Linked DNA regions of Homo sapiens: all the other regions are linked to region 2. The links are chromatin contacts, found by Hi-C or POLR2A ChIA-PET in ENCODE. All regions are on one chromosome and are shown on one strand. Each heading gives the region's core, a stretch centred on a gene start or an enhancer-like site at or near the end of the contact. The rest is flanking DNA. Distances are from core to core; before and after follow the strand shown.

Evidence for each region. A loop is a pair of places that touch in the nucleus more often than their neighbours do. ChIA-PET counts read pairs that join two places held with the same protein, here RNA polymerase II (POLR2A). Pooled maps may share reads with other maps.
Region 1: a loop to region 2 is called in a map with no recorded cell type, with 9 times the contacts of the local background. The contact joins the enhancer-like site here to the promoter of THG1L in region 2. A Hi-C loop is called at or near these places in 5 of 37 single-sample maps with no recorded cell type and 6 of 50 pooled maps. POLR2A ChIA-PET finds 5 or more read pairs at or near these places in 2 of 52 experiments (BJ and activated CD4-positive, alpha-beta T cell).
Region 3: a map of tibial artery shows a loop between it and region 2 (4-fold over the local background). The contact joins the promoter of GARIN3 here to the promoter of THG1L in region 2. A Hi-C loop is called at or near these places in 1 of 168 maps with a recorded cell type or tissue (tibial artery) and 8 of 50 pooled maps. POLR2A ChIA-PET finds 5 or more read pairs at or near these places in 1 of 52 experiments (activated CD4-positive, alpha-beta T cell).
Region 4: a pooled map shows a loop between it and region 2 (13-fold over the local background). The contact joins the enhancer-like site here to the promoter of THG1L in region 2. A Hi-C loop is called at or near these places in 1 of 168 maps with a recorded cell type or tissue (CD8-positive, alpha-beta T cell), 3 of 37 single-sample maps with no recorded cell type and 10 of 50 pooled maps. POLR2A ChIA-PET finds 5 or more read pairs at or near these places in 2 of 52 experiments (H1 and OCI-LY7).

The regions. Positions count from the first base shown.
Region 1 is chr5:157,213,959-157,217,166 of GRCh38, reverse strand. ITK (IL2 inducible T cell kinase) reads right to left here. Exons shown (of 17, transcript NM_005546.4): 4 at 2,848-2,976. Among named protein-coding and RNA genes, the nearest start is that of ITK, 35 kb to the right of the region's middle. RefSeq lists enhancers at 322-401, 442-501. Within about 2 kb of position 1,811, at least 4 of the 41 ENCODE cell types and tissues checked have a DNase peak (open chromatin) inside an H3K27ac peak, as active enhancers do.
Region 2 is chr5:157,730,113-157,733,389 of GRCh38, reverse strand. THG1L (tRNA-histidine guanylyltransferase 1 like) reads right to left here and starts at 1,970. Exons shown (of 6, transcript NM_017872.5): 1 at 1,759-1,970; 2 at 346-522. The coding sequence starts at 1,949. RefSeq lists an enhancer at 1,694-2,053.
Region 3 is chr5:157,164,848-157,167,813 of GRCh38, reverse strand. GARIN3 (golgi associated RAB2 interactor family member 3) reads left to right here and starts at 1,550. Exons shown (of 2, transcript NM_130899.3): 1 at 1,550-2,251. The coding sequence starts at 1,646.
Region 4 is chr5:156,918,953-156,922,048 of GRCh38, reverse strand. TIMD4 (T cell immunoglobulin and mucin domain containing 4) reads left to right here. Exons shown (of 9, transcript NM_138379.3): 8 at 1,546-1,585; 9 at 2,508-2,757. The coding sequence ends at 2,592. Among named protein-coding and RNA genes, the nearest start is that of TIMD4, 43 kb to the left of the region's middle. RefSeq lists an enhancer at 1,146-1,255. Within about 2 kb of position 1,493, at least 4 of the 41 ENCODE cell types and tissues checked have a DNase peak (open chromatin) inside an H3K27ac peak, as active enhancers do; they include CD8-positive, alpha-beta T cell and OCI-LY7, where a contact is called at or near this core.

The DNA.
Region 1 (3,208 bases), core at 562-3,061, 520 kb after region 2:
TATGCATCTCTCACTATTTCTCCTTTGTAGCTCTGCAAAGGCCATTCCTGGACTCAATGAATCAAAGGTGTGTGGCTGTGTCTGGGGCTCTCTGTGGTACGGGAGGCACTGCACAGACTTCAGGCTAATACAAAGACGTCCTTAATAACGAGAGATGGGAAGAGAATGGGCTGCATAGGTAGACGATGAGTTCCTCATTTCTGTATGAGGTTGACTTGAAGTTGGACAGCTCACATCAGGGATGTGGTAGAGGAGAGTCACACATTGACACTGGAGCCCAGTCCCGTGCAGACTTGCCAAGAAAGAGTAGGCTGGGATAGTGACCTGGGTATACAATGACCACAGAAGAAGGAAAACCCCTGTAATAGGAAGTATGGTTCCTATTTAGAACTCAACTTGGAGCTGGGAGACTGGTGTTCTAACTCTGGCTTCACCAATACTAGCTGTGAGCCTTGGCCACTTCCAGCCCTGGACATTCTATGACTGGTCTCTCTTTCTTCGTCCTCTGGCCTTGCTTTTCCCTTCCTTCCTTTCCCTCCCCACAGTGGGGAGATCAGGGCCAGTTCTGGTTGCAGAAATGGGTGTTACTATGGGTTGGGTGTGGCTGGGTCTGTTTTTACTCATCCACTTCTGCTGCTTCCCAGACCCATACAAGTTCTGAGGCTATATCTCAGCCTCAGATTCTTTCATCCACCAATAAGGAAGACAAGTAGACACAATTACCATTTATCAAGAACTCTGTAAATGTTGGCAGCTGTACTGCTTTCCACAACACCATTGAATCTCCCAGCCTTACACATAGCTATCTATTATCATTATCCCCATATTGCAGGTGAGAAAATGCTCTTAGAGGCTCAGAGGGATTATCCAAAGCCCAGTGCTCATAGACCCGCACTGCCAATGTGCTCGGTACCAGGAATCCTGTGAGCCTTCATCCAGGGTGATGACCATAAGCTGCGTTCACAGTGCAGTGTGCTTCTTGAAAACTCTGCTCTCAACTGTGCAAAACTCAGATCCATGAAGTTATTTAACCAAATCAGAAGAGGGTAGAGTGAGGAGATGCTCAGAGGAGGATATGGCAATGGGTTGCAATGCAAAAGCAAAACCATTAGCACAGTGACTGCATGACAACCACAGCAGGACCCCAAGAGTGCTCAGGCCCTGGTTTCACATGGGGAACAGCTCAGCATGACCAGTCCTCCCCCACTGGCATTCTGGTGAGTCATTCAGATGTCCCTAGCACCTCAGTCACATGTGTATCACTTGGAGGAGGGAAATACTTGCGCCCCGAAGAGGAATAGCTGCAGCATGCATGGTGAAAATTACAAAATGGAAATACCAAGTCAAAGAATTTCAGAATTGGAAAAGGGCTTAGGTATTATTTCATCCTAAGCCCCTCAGAACTCCCTGCCATTTTTGAGATGAGGACATTGGGGCCCTTGATGGCCACGTGACTCATCTGAGGGCCCACAGCAAGGCATTGGCAGAAATTTGGAGACCAGATCACTGACTTTGGAAAGGGCTTTCACTCACAGAGGTAAGCCCATGCCGTTCTGTTATTATGGTGGATCCTATCCAGAGAAAACTTTCCATTTCATTTTTATTAAATATTGGCCCGCATGAATATGGTAAACAGGACTAATGTGTAGGATCACTTGAATAGTTACCAATTTCTAAAACTTGTTAAGTATTGTTCTTCTGGGCCCAGGGATCGATTATGTCTAAGAGCTTTTTTCCCCAAGGTGCAGGGTGAAAAGTGGTGGTTTTTAAAGTGGCAATGAGAGGGCCTATGAATCAGGAAGCCACAGAAAACCTAGCCATGTGTTACATCCGCCTTGGGTTGCCAATTTTCAGTATTAAGTTTTAGCGCACAAAAGAATAAATGAGAAAGGGAAACTATGGCAAAAGAGGTTGAGAAGAGAGGAAAATGGAAGGAAAACAATCCACATGGGCCATTATTCCTATTCGACAATGGATTTGCAGAGCACTTCCAGCGGTGTGACCCGGAGCATACTGAATTGCTCAAGGCAGCCCATTCCCTTAACATCACGCCATGTACCCCAGATGGTTGAGAGGAACAAGAGCATAATAAATGTGAAATGCATTCGAGTGGAGTTGTACTCGACTGGAGGTTAAGGTTCCAAAGTCATCAATAAAATCCAGTTGCAGCCCAATCCCCTGGACCTGAGCCTTTACTGTCAAAGGCAAAAAAACAGCTTTTTTTGTTTTCACTTTGCATTTAGACTGCGGCCTTCTCCTCTCTGAGACTGTGGAGGTCAAGGGCAAGTTTGAAGAGGAGGCAAGGAGAAATCACAGAGTAAAATGTAAAAGAAAAAAAATTCCTCTCACCTTTAAGGGTATAGAGTTGAATTTGTGTAATTAAATTTATGTGTGACATGATGTCACTGTAAGACATAAATATTTTATATCTCTTAAGGCTGCCTCTTTAATTAAGATTTAAATAGACCATGCCATTCAAATGCAGGTTATAGCAGGGCTCCTCAAACTGTACTGTGCACATAAGTCTCCTGGGATCTTGTTAAAATGAAAATTCTGATCTAGTAGGTCATGAGTGGGGCCAGATCATTTGCATTTCTAACTAACTCCTAGGAGATGTTGATGCTGCTGGTCCAAAGAGCACACTTCAAGTGGTTAGGAGCTGTAGACATCAGCTTTGAGATGGAAGCACCAACAGGCTGGTAGGAAAGACAGATGATTCCTCTTGGAAAATTCTGAAAATGTAGAATTTTGCATTCTGTTCCTGACACCCTCAATGATTAAAGGCCAAAAGCTTTTACTTTTTTATGGTCATTTCACAAAAACTAGAGGGAATTCCCAGTCTCTTACCATTCTTGGTTGGATCATATTGGGCACAGCCTGTTGCAAGCTTCTCCAGCTGAGAACAGCACCTCCACTTCCCATCCATCCAGAAATTAGGATGATATTTAGGCACCAAACTGTTATTATTCCTCGTTTCTGAAACAGGTTGGCACCAACAGAAGAGTTATTTCCAGGTCAGTCTATCAAGGGCTACCAATTTTATAACACCTCGAGATTAGACCTGGCTGAGTGAGCCTGAATGAGTATTGCCCAGACCACTCAGAAGCATGGGTTGATCTGAGCGCATAAATGCACTGTGCTATTTACTGGGGTAGTTCATGTTACATTTAGGCATCAGCACATCTAGGCTTGCGTCTGGCTCTGCCTT
Region 2 (3,277 bases), core at 721-3,220:
CAGTGTAATGCAATGCACGTAGAGACTATCACTGGCTAAAGCCAACCTATGAATTGTTAATATTACATTCTTATAGTCTCTGTTTCTAATCTTAATGTTCAATGCCAGGTCAGTCTAGAAACCAATCTTATGGGGCATGTGGGGAAAGAATCAGATAAAAGAGGCACACAGAATGCTCGGCTATCAGATGGAAGTACAACAATCTAAACAGGAAATATACATGTACTCTGCAGTTACAAATACTGCAGACATCATCTGTAGCCTGTAAGTCTGCGATTAAGATAAACAGAAAACCAGATGCTGGGAGGAAATATTCTGAAGAAAGGAGTTAGGTCATGGAATTACCTGGCTCTTCTTTTAAACCAATTGGTTTTCCGCTTGAACACAAAGCTGTACTCATCACTCTGTCCATACGCGATCACAATATCCTCTAGTTCTTCCATCACAGTCTGCGCACATTTGGTCATCAGCTGGAGAGCACGGCTGTCATTGGGTTTTGCAAAGTTGTGCTTCTCAGCAAACCTTCACAGGGGAAAAAGGGAAGAAAGCATGGATGGAAGCCTGTCATTAACAACACGCTCTGTTGCTAGATAACAGAGGCTGTTTGGAGGAAGATAATGTAATAGCACTGTGAACTCAAATGCTCAACTAGCCACAACCTGATCCATTTTCTTAAGAACTTAGTTTTTTTCCTGCCCTGAAATTGAGAAAGCCAGACAGAAATGCTAAGCCTCAACTCTCCTTTCTGTGAAATGGGAATAAAAGAATATTTACCTCATTGGGTTGTCCTGAAGATTAGGGAGAAGATAAAAGTAATCATACCTAGCTCCTAGTAAGTGCTCAATAAATGTTAGTTATAATAATCATTAACAATGCAGCCCTCTTCAAAGATTAAATTCCCATCTTTCTGTTATATTTCTTTCTCCCCCTCCCTCTTTTTCTGAGACAGGGTCTTGCTCTGTCACCCAAGCTGGAGTGCAGTGTCCAATCACCGCTCACTGCAGCCTTGACCTCCCAGGCTCAAGCGATCCTTCCACCTCAGCCTTCCCAGTAGCTGGAACTACATGTGTGCACCACTGCGCCGGGCAAATTAAATTTTTTCTTTTTCTTTCTTTCTCTCTTCCTTCTTTCTCTCTCTCTCTCTCTTTTTTTTTTTTTTTTTTTTTTTTTTTTTGTAGTGGCGGAGTTTCACAAACAACAACCACAGAAAAAACAAAACAAAAACAAAAACTTGGTCTCCAACTCCTGGCCTTAAGTGATCCTCCTGCCTCCCGCGCCCAGCCTTCTCTTTTTTTCTGACTCTCTGTTGAATCTAGTCCATGTGGCCTGTTACTGATAATGAAGCACAGACGTTAAGTATTGCCCACAAGCAAGGCTTACACAGACTTCTGAACAGTCAGCATTCAAAGATATCTAACAGAATAGCTAGGCAATTGGCTTAAGAGCTTAAATATTGTGCATGAGAGTGACTTTTAACAACAGGTCCTTGCTAACAAGTCTCTGTTCACTTAACACGGGCACTCCAAGCCAGATCCTCATCACGGGAGCACATCGCCCATTCAATTACGCTAACAGCCAGCGTTCAGGCACTGTCCTAGCCAACACGCAGGGCGGGGCAATGCTCCATGCTGCGCACTCATTGGCTACCGCGTTACCCTGGTAACCGTGACTGGAGCGGGCGGGAGGACTTGCAAGGGAAGAAGCTGGATTCCCCGGAAGCGCTGGCGCATCGCGACGCCCCGAGTCGAGCTCGCTCACCGATGGAAATTCCGGCCGTCCAGCCGCACTACCACCCAGCAGTGTGCCAGGCAGGTGTCGTCAGCCTCGAAGTCCCTCACGTACTCGAACTTGCTTTTTGCCATGGTCGCCCCCAATCTCAGGTACCGTCTCAGAGTGATGGAAATGGTGGCCAAGGAATCGTGAACCTTAACTTTACAGGCGCCCCACATTCTACACGCGGAAAGGAAAGGGCCAGATAGCCCCGCCCCGGAAGTGTTCTCTTCGCGGCTACTCTAGCCGTAGGGCAGTCATAGTCTCTCTCGCCTCTCCCTGTAGTTCTTAACCTCCCAGGCAAAGAGGATGGAGGTTTAGGTTCCTCCGTTAGCACCTTCCACGCTTGCTTCTTCCTCCTCCCGTCCTGCGGCAAATCAGTCTCACGAGGTTTTTAAAAATTATTTTTTATCTGCTGGTCTTGACTTACTGGCAAAAGCAATCAGTGTCCCCGTTAGTGCCCAGATCAAAATCATACCCCAACCTAAAAAAAAAAAAAAAAAAAAAAATTCTTTTTCTGGTGTTTGAAGGTGTAGCTGTGATGTTTCCCCTTTTCTTAGTGGCATTTATTAACTTGTAGAAAATCTGGAATACACCAAAACTATAGTTAAGAAAATTAACACTTTGTTTCTCCGTCTTTCCCATCAAAGCATTGTGGATGGTTCCTTTCAGTCTTTTTTCTTTTTGTGTATGTAGGTTTACACAGGGAATGCACAAGATTGGAATTATTCGCCTATACAATGTTTATATATTTTTCCACTCAGCTTGAGCATTTGCCAGTATCATCAATTATTCCAAAGTGTGATTTTTAAAAGAAAAATGGACTCAATATTCCAACATATGGGTATACTAAATTGATTTATTCAACTTTTTCACCATTAAATAATCACAGAACCAGTGTTTGATATCTTGTTGCTGGTGGATAATAGTAAAAATAAAATCCTAATATTTGTGTCATACTTTGTGATTTACAAAGCTCTTTCAAATTCATTACCTACTTACTTACTTTTTTTTTTTTTCCATCCTCAAGAAAGATATTCAGGCCAGGCACGGTGGCTGACGCCTGTAATCCCAGCACTTTGGGAGGCAGAGGCAGGAGGATTGCTTGAGTTCAGGAGATTCATACCAGCCTTGGCAACGTAGCAAGACCCCTGTTCCTACAAAAAAGAAAAAAAATTATCCAGGCTTAGTAGCCCATGCCCGTAGTCCTAGCTATGGGAGGATGAGGTGGGAAGATACTTGAGGCCAGGAGTTCGAGACTGCAGTGACCCATCATTAGCCACTGCACTCCAGCCTTGGTGACAGAGCAAGAATCTGTCTCTAAAGAAAAAGAAAAATATTCAAACAATATAAATCCTTTTATATGTAGCAAAAAGTCTCTCACTGACTCCTAACAACATACTTTAGGCAGTTACTGTTACCAGTTTTTTGTGTATCCATACAGGGATCTATATCAGTATGTGTGTATATCCTCATAATAGTACCACAAATGGTAGTCATCACTCCT
Region 3 (2,966 bases), core at 301-2,800, 570 kb after region 2:
CTAGCTGGTCCCAAACAAAATACTTGCTCATTAAACTTTTTTGAATAAATAAATGGAAGAATGAATCTCAATGGGCACAAGCAAGTTTATATTTACTGCGAAGCTGCAATGTGCCAGGCACTGCAGTTGGCACTGGGGGATACAAAAATAACATTTTGTGGTTGAAGTTTATTTCAAGACCTCCACATGGTAATGATTGAGTTTGGCGGAATGTATGTTTATTTCAGAAGTATTTCTCTAGCTGGGGGAGGGGGAATTTGGATTCTTCACCTTGAGCAAAGTAAAACAAAACAAAACAAAAACTCCAGAAAGATGTCTTTGCCACCATTTCTCAGAAGAGCTTTAAAAAGAAACGGAACGTCAGTGGTTTATCAAGCAGGCATCAAGACTGAAGCAGCAGACATATCAGTGTGGGAAATCCTACGGTGATTCAAGACCTCCAAGAATTCCTGTGGTTCCCAGTAAATCCCCACACACATCACTAACTACCAATGACACTAGCTCTGATGCAGAATGAGATTATCAGTGAGCCATGCAGCTTGAGGAAGAGAAAAAGCTCTGACCTAGAATCCAGCTTTGGACTCTGACCTCAAGTAAGACAATCCTGAGCCTTGGTTTTCTCACTTTAAAATGATGTTTTAAAAAATAAACCTGCTTCCGGCCGGGTGGGGTAGCTCACACCTGTAATCCCAGCACTTTGAGAGGCTGAGGAGGGTGGATCACCTGAGGTCGGGAGTTCGAGACTAGCCTGGCTAACATGGTGAAAAACCCTTGACTCTACTAAAAATACAAAAATTGGCTGGGTGTGGTGGTGGGCACCTGTAATCCCAGCTACTTGGGAGGGTGAGGCAGGAGGATCACTTAAACCTGGATGGCAGAGGTTGCAGTGAGCAGAGATTGCACCACTGCACTCCAGCCTGGGTGACAAGAGTGAAACTCCATTAAAAAAAAAAAATTAACTGCTTCAAATGAGAGACTAGGTGAGAAAATCCTCCATATCCTGAAAATCAGCACACAGATGGAACCCTGGTTCTGTAGTTCTGATGGGGAGCAGGAGTCCCTTCAGACCATTCATTCAACACCTATCCCTGAGTGCCTGCTGGCACTGTGCTACCTACACACTGGAGACACAGAGATCAGCATCTAGACAGCACCCCTGCCCTTAGCAAGCACACCATACACACCCAGGATTTTACCCCCAGGAAGTAATTCAGCCCAAGCAAAAAAATTTTTGCAAGAAGATGATCCTTGAAGGGGTAACTGTAACAACAGCAAAACTGGAAACAACCCAGATATTTATAAAAGCAGAATGGTTCATAAATTATGTGTCCCAGCATTTTGATTGAAAAGAACACCCAGCCTACCCACACCTACACCCCAGGCAGGGTCAGCCTCTCCCCTGTGGAGGCATTGATTTGTTTTGTGGGGGAGGCTGGTGACACTGACCAGAGGGGATAGCTACATGGAGGCTAGGACAAAGGGGTGTGAGATGCGCACAGGTCACAAAGGACTGCAGGGGATAAATGTGGTGGTGCCAGGAGATTTAGGCAGAAGTCCTGTAGGGAGATGGGCAGTTACCTTCTCTCCGTCTCTCTCTCGGGGACTCTATTTGTGGCTGGTGGAGCTGTCTTAAACGAAGAGAACCATGAGCAATGAATCTTGTTTACCTTATTACACAGCCCACAGCTACTCTTCAATGAGTGCGTTCAAAACCTCCATGGGGGACCTGCAACGACAATTGTACAACAGAGGAGAGTACAACATTTTCAAGTATGCACCAATGTTCGAGAGTAATTTTATTCAGATAAACAAAAAGGGAGAGGTGATTGATGTACACAACCGTGTCCGAATGGTGACAGTGGGCATCGTCTGCACCAGCCCCATCCTCCCACTGCCTGACGTCATGGTTCTGGCCCAACCAACTAAAATCTGTGAACAGCATGTCAGATGGGGCCGGTTTGCCAAGGGGAGAGGTCGCAGGCCCGTCAAGACTCTAGAGCTCACGAGACTGCTTCCCTTGAAATTTGTGAAGATCTCCATCCACGATCATGAGAAACAGCAGCTGCGCCTGAAACTCGCCACTGGCCGTACTTTTTATCTGCAGTTGTGTCCCTCTTCTGACACACGGGAAGATCTCTTTTGCTATTGGGAAAAACTTGTCTATCTCCTGAGGCCACCAGTAGAGAGTTACTGCAGTACCCCAACACTTCTATCTGGGGACGCACCACCCGAAGACAACAAAAGCCTAGTGGTAAGCCTCTCAAAGGCTCGAGAACATGGGGCAGGTTCTTTGGGGGAGCAGTTCAAAGCCAGTCCTACAAAGCCTTTGGTGCCTTCTGAGGCCCACCTGGAAAAAGTATTGCATGTGCAAGGGCTCAGGACCAAATGAGCCACTACTAGGGGACTTACCACACTGGGAGGTGGGAGGGCTTGTGTGTCCCATAAGGCTGAATTTCAGAGACCTTAGGTATCAGCTACTCTGGTCTCACACCCAGGGTTGAAATCCTTTCTACACCATCCTGATCGTCAGTCTTTTCTTGAACACTTAATACCCCAACCCAGGTGGTCTGATTTGTTGTGGAACTTTTATTTGTATAAATTTAAGGGGTGTAGGTGTAGCTTTGTGTGTGTGACTATATTGCATACTGGTGAAGTCTGGGCTTTTAGTGTAACCATCATCTGAATAATATACATTGTACCCACTAAGTAATTTCCCATCCCTCACCCCCTCCAACCCTTCTGAGTCTCCAATGTGCAACTGGAGACTGTACAGATTTTTGTGCAATTTTTTTTTGAGACAGAGTTTCGCTCTTATCTCCCAGGCTGGAGTGCAATGGCACGATCTCGGCTCAATGCAACCTCTGCCTCCTGGGTTCAAGAGATTCTCCTGCCTCAGCCTCTGAGTAGCTGGGATTACAGGCACCTGCCACCACGTCCAACTAATTTTTATAATTTTTTTTTTTTTA
Region 4 (3,096 bases), core at 244-2,743, 810 kb after region 2:
AGGAGGATCTGGAGTTGTCTCCACTTCCTTCCCCTTTATCCCTCCCCAAAGAGGCTCAGTTCTGCCATTGTTCCCATCCCAGCCAGGGAAGTAACAGGTAAGTTCATTCTCCCCAAGCTGCTAATGACTCTGTGTATTAACCTCCTGGTAGAGTTTACGTTTTGGAAAAGGAAAAAAAGCAGAAGAGCACCTTCATTTATTGGACATTTCTGTGCCAGTCCTGATGGTATACTCTTGATGTGCCTAATTCATTTTATCCCTATTACTGCCTTAAGAGGAAAGTACTATTTCCTACTTTGTTCACTTTCTCTGTTCTTTGGTTGGGAAAACCCTAGCTTGTCTCTTCTTTTGGCTAGGATTGTTGCAGGACGAAGACCATGAACAATCCTGGTTTTCTTCTTCTTTTTTTTTTTTTTTTTTTTTTTTTTTTTTGAGAGAGTCTCATTCTGTTGTCCAGGCTGGAGTGCAGTGGCGTGATCTCAGCTTACTGCACCTCCGCCTCCTGGGTTCAAGTGATTCTCCTGCCTCAGCCTCCTGAGTAGCTGAGACTACAGGTTCACGCCATCACACGGGACTAATTTTTGTATGTTTAGTAGGAGGGGGTTTCACCATGTGGGCTAGGTTGGACTCAAACTCCTGACCTCAGGTGATCCACCCACTTTAGCCTCCCAAAGCTCTGGGATTACAGGCATGAGCCACCATGCCTGGCGTGATCCTGGTTTTCTTATATGTTCCCTAAAAGCAAGCTTTCTTAACCTGGAGGCCACAGATGGACTTCAAGGGTAATGTGAATCCTTTGAAATCACATGCAAAAGTGTTTATGTGTTCATGCCTGCATTTTTCAGGGGACAAGGTCTGTAGTTTTCATTAAGTTAGCAAGCTGCTCCATGACCTTGCACCTCCATCCCACCCCTGCCCCCCGCCCCCAAAAGTTTTAAAATGCTACAAAAACAGCCATGAAACAGCTTATGGTTTTCAGGCAAATTATAGGCACGTGGCACCTGGTACTGTTGTAAAATGGGGATAAATTGTTCTGTACTCATTAACAAAAGCTGTTTCAGGGCAGTATGTCAGGAGATGAGACTAGTAACCATCTCAGCTGATTTGAATAATAATGAAACTTGTATATTTCAACACCTGCCCCAGGTGCAAAAGCAAATTTAAAATTTACTGGAATCCTGCTGTTAGCCTTCATACAAAGGCATGATTACAGTTTTGGAAAATTCTGAGTATGTCTCGTAAAGAAGTGTTTTGAAACCCAAGTGAGTGCTTGAATTCTGGATAGGCAGATGACTCAGAATGAAATAGCTTAACACCATTGCCCAGAATGTTGGAACAACTTGGTAATTGATGAGCACTAACTGTGGTTAAAATAGCAAGTGTTTGACCTGGGAAAGGGAATGGCTTTTTCTGCCAAAGCCAGCCACTGGTTCTCACCTTTGGCCCATATCTGCTCTTTGCGGGGCAGCACTGGAATTCCCCCAGCATTTTGCATGTTCTATGCACCGCAGCCACTCTGCTCACACTGTGGCCTTGTCTTTTCAGGGAAACTCATGGAAACCTATTGTTCGCAGAAACACACAAGGTAATCTATCTTGCATGAATGGGTGTTGTAATGATTGTACAAGCTGTTACAAATGATTAGCTACTACTCAGTGGTTTAATGACTTGAGCTTGTGTTACGATTACACATAGAGTTGGAAAGATGTGACATTAGAAGTGAAAAAGTTGTGCAGATTTAGCTCACATTAACCTGTGTCTTGGTTAACACTCTGAGCAAAATGCCAGTACCAAGGCAGGTGGGATTAATAGAAGTATAGCACGCAAAAGAAAGAAGGTGATATGGCACTTTACTCTGAAATTTTTTGTTCACCTATGGGTAAGTTAGTTTAAGAGGCCATTGTTAAACTGGAGTTTATTGAGGAGCGTTGGCAATATGGAAAATGAAAAAAGCATGTAGAATATTATTCCTGGGAGTTGGTTCCTCTGCCCAGTTAGACCATGGAAGCAGCTTGTTTTGGGGCCTTTTTAAAAATAGTATTTGAAGATTCTCTAGTAAGGGATTTTAGCTATTTGCCCTATTCTATAGCTTTTGGAAAAGAAATTTTTAAAAAAGGCATAAATTATTAATGAAGTCCTTGCCTAATTAATTGCATTCACTAATTAGTTGCATTAATACCACAATATGTATTAGCAAGAAGGAAAATTGACACCCAGCGAGGTGACCTTTCAAGGTCACACTTAGAGACCTTTTGGTAAATAAACGTATTGAAATCATGATTTTATATTTTGCTAAGAATCTTTTTTATCTCATTATAATGGATTGGCAGAAACTCTTTTTCCCCTGCAGCCTCAGTTTTCCCATCTGTAAAATGTGGAGCTTAGACTAAATGAACTGTGAGCCCTTTGAACTTTAAGGGTAATTGCACTGTAACTTAGCAGCATCTGTTTTGTTTTGTTTTCTAGTCTTGTGTTTCCCATTATGAGCCCCTCTTTTCTGTTTACAGGCTAGACTACATTGGAGATAGTAAAAATGTCCTCAATGACGTGCAGCATGGAAGGGAAGACGAAGACGGCCTTTTTACCCTCTAACAACGCAGTAGCATGTTAGATTGAGGATGGGGGCATGACACTCCAGTGTCAAAATAAGTCTTAGTAGATTTCCTTGTTTCATAAAAAAGACTCACTTATTCCATGGATGTCATTGATCCAGGCTTGCTTTAGTTTCATGAATGAAGGGTACTTTAGAGACCACAACTTCTCTGTCCATGCTCTAATCATCTCTGTAGAATCACCGCTAAGTGATCTTTCACAGTACACTTGAACACTTTCAGTGACAGTGAACTCCTTACCACACGCAAGGGAGTCCATTCAATCTCAGAGCAGTTCTGAGATTAAGAAATATTTATAGCAAAATCTGTCTCCGGATGACATCTGCCCATAGGTCATAGTTGAGCTCCTTATGCCTATCAGAACATCTCCTTTATTAACTGCCGGATCAGTGTTGTGTGAACTAACAGGACAAAAAATCTATAGGCTCCATCAGTCAATAAGACTGATTTTTTTTTTTCTCTCTTAAAGGTAATGTCAAGAGAG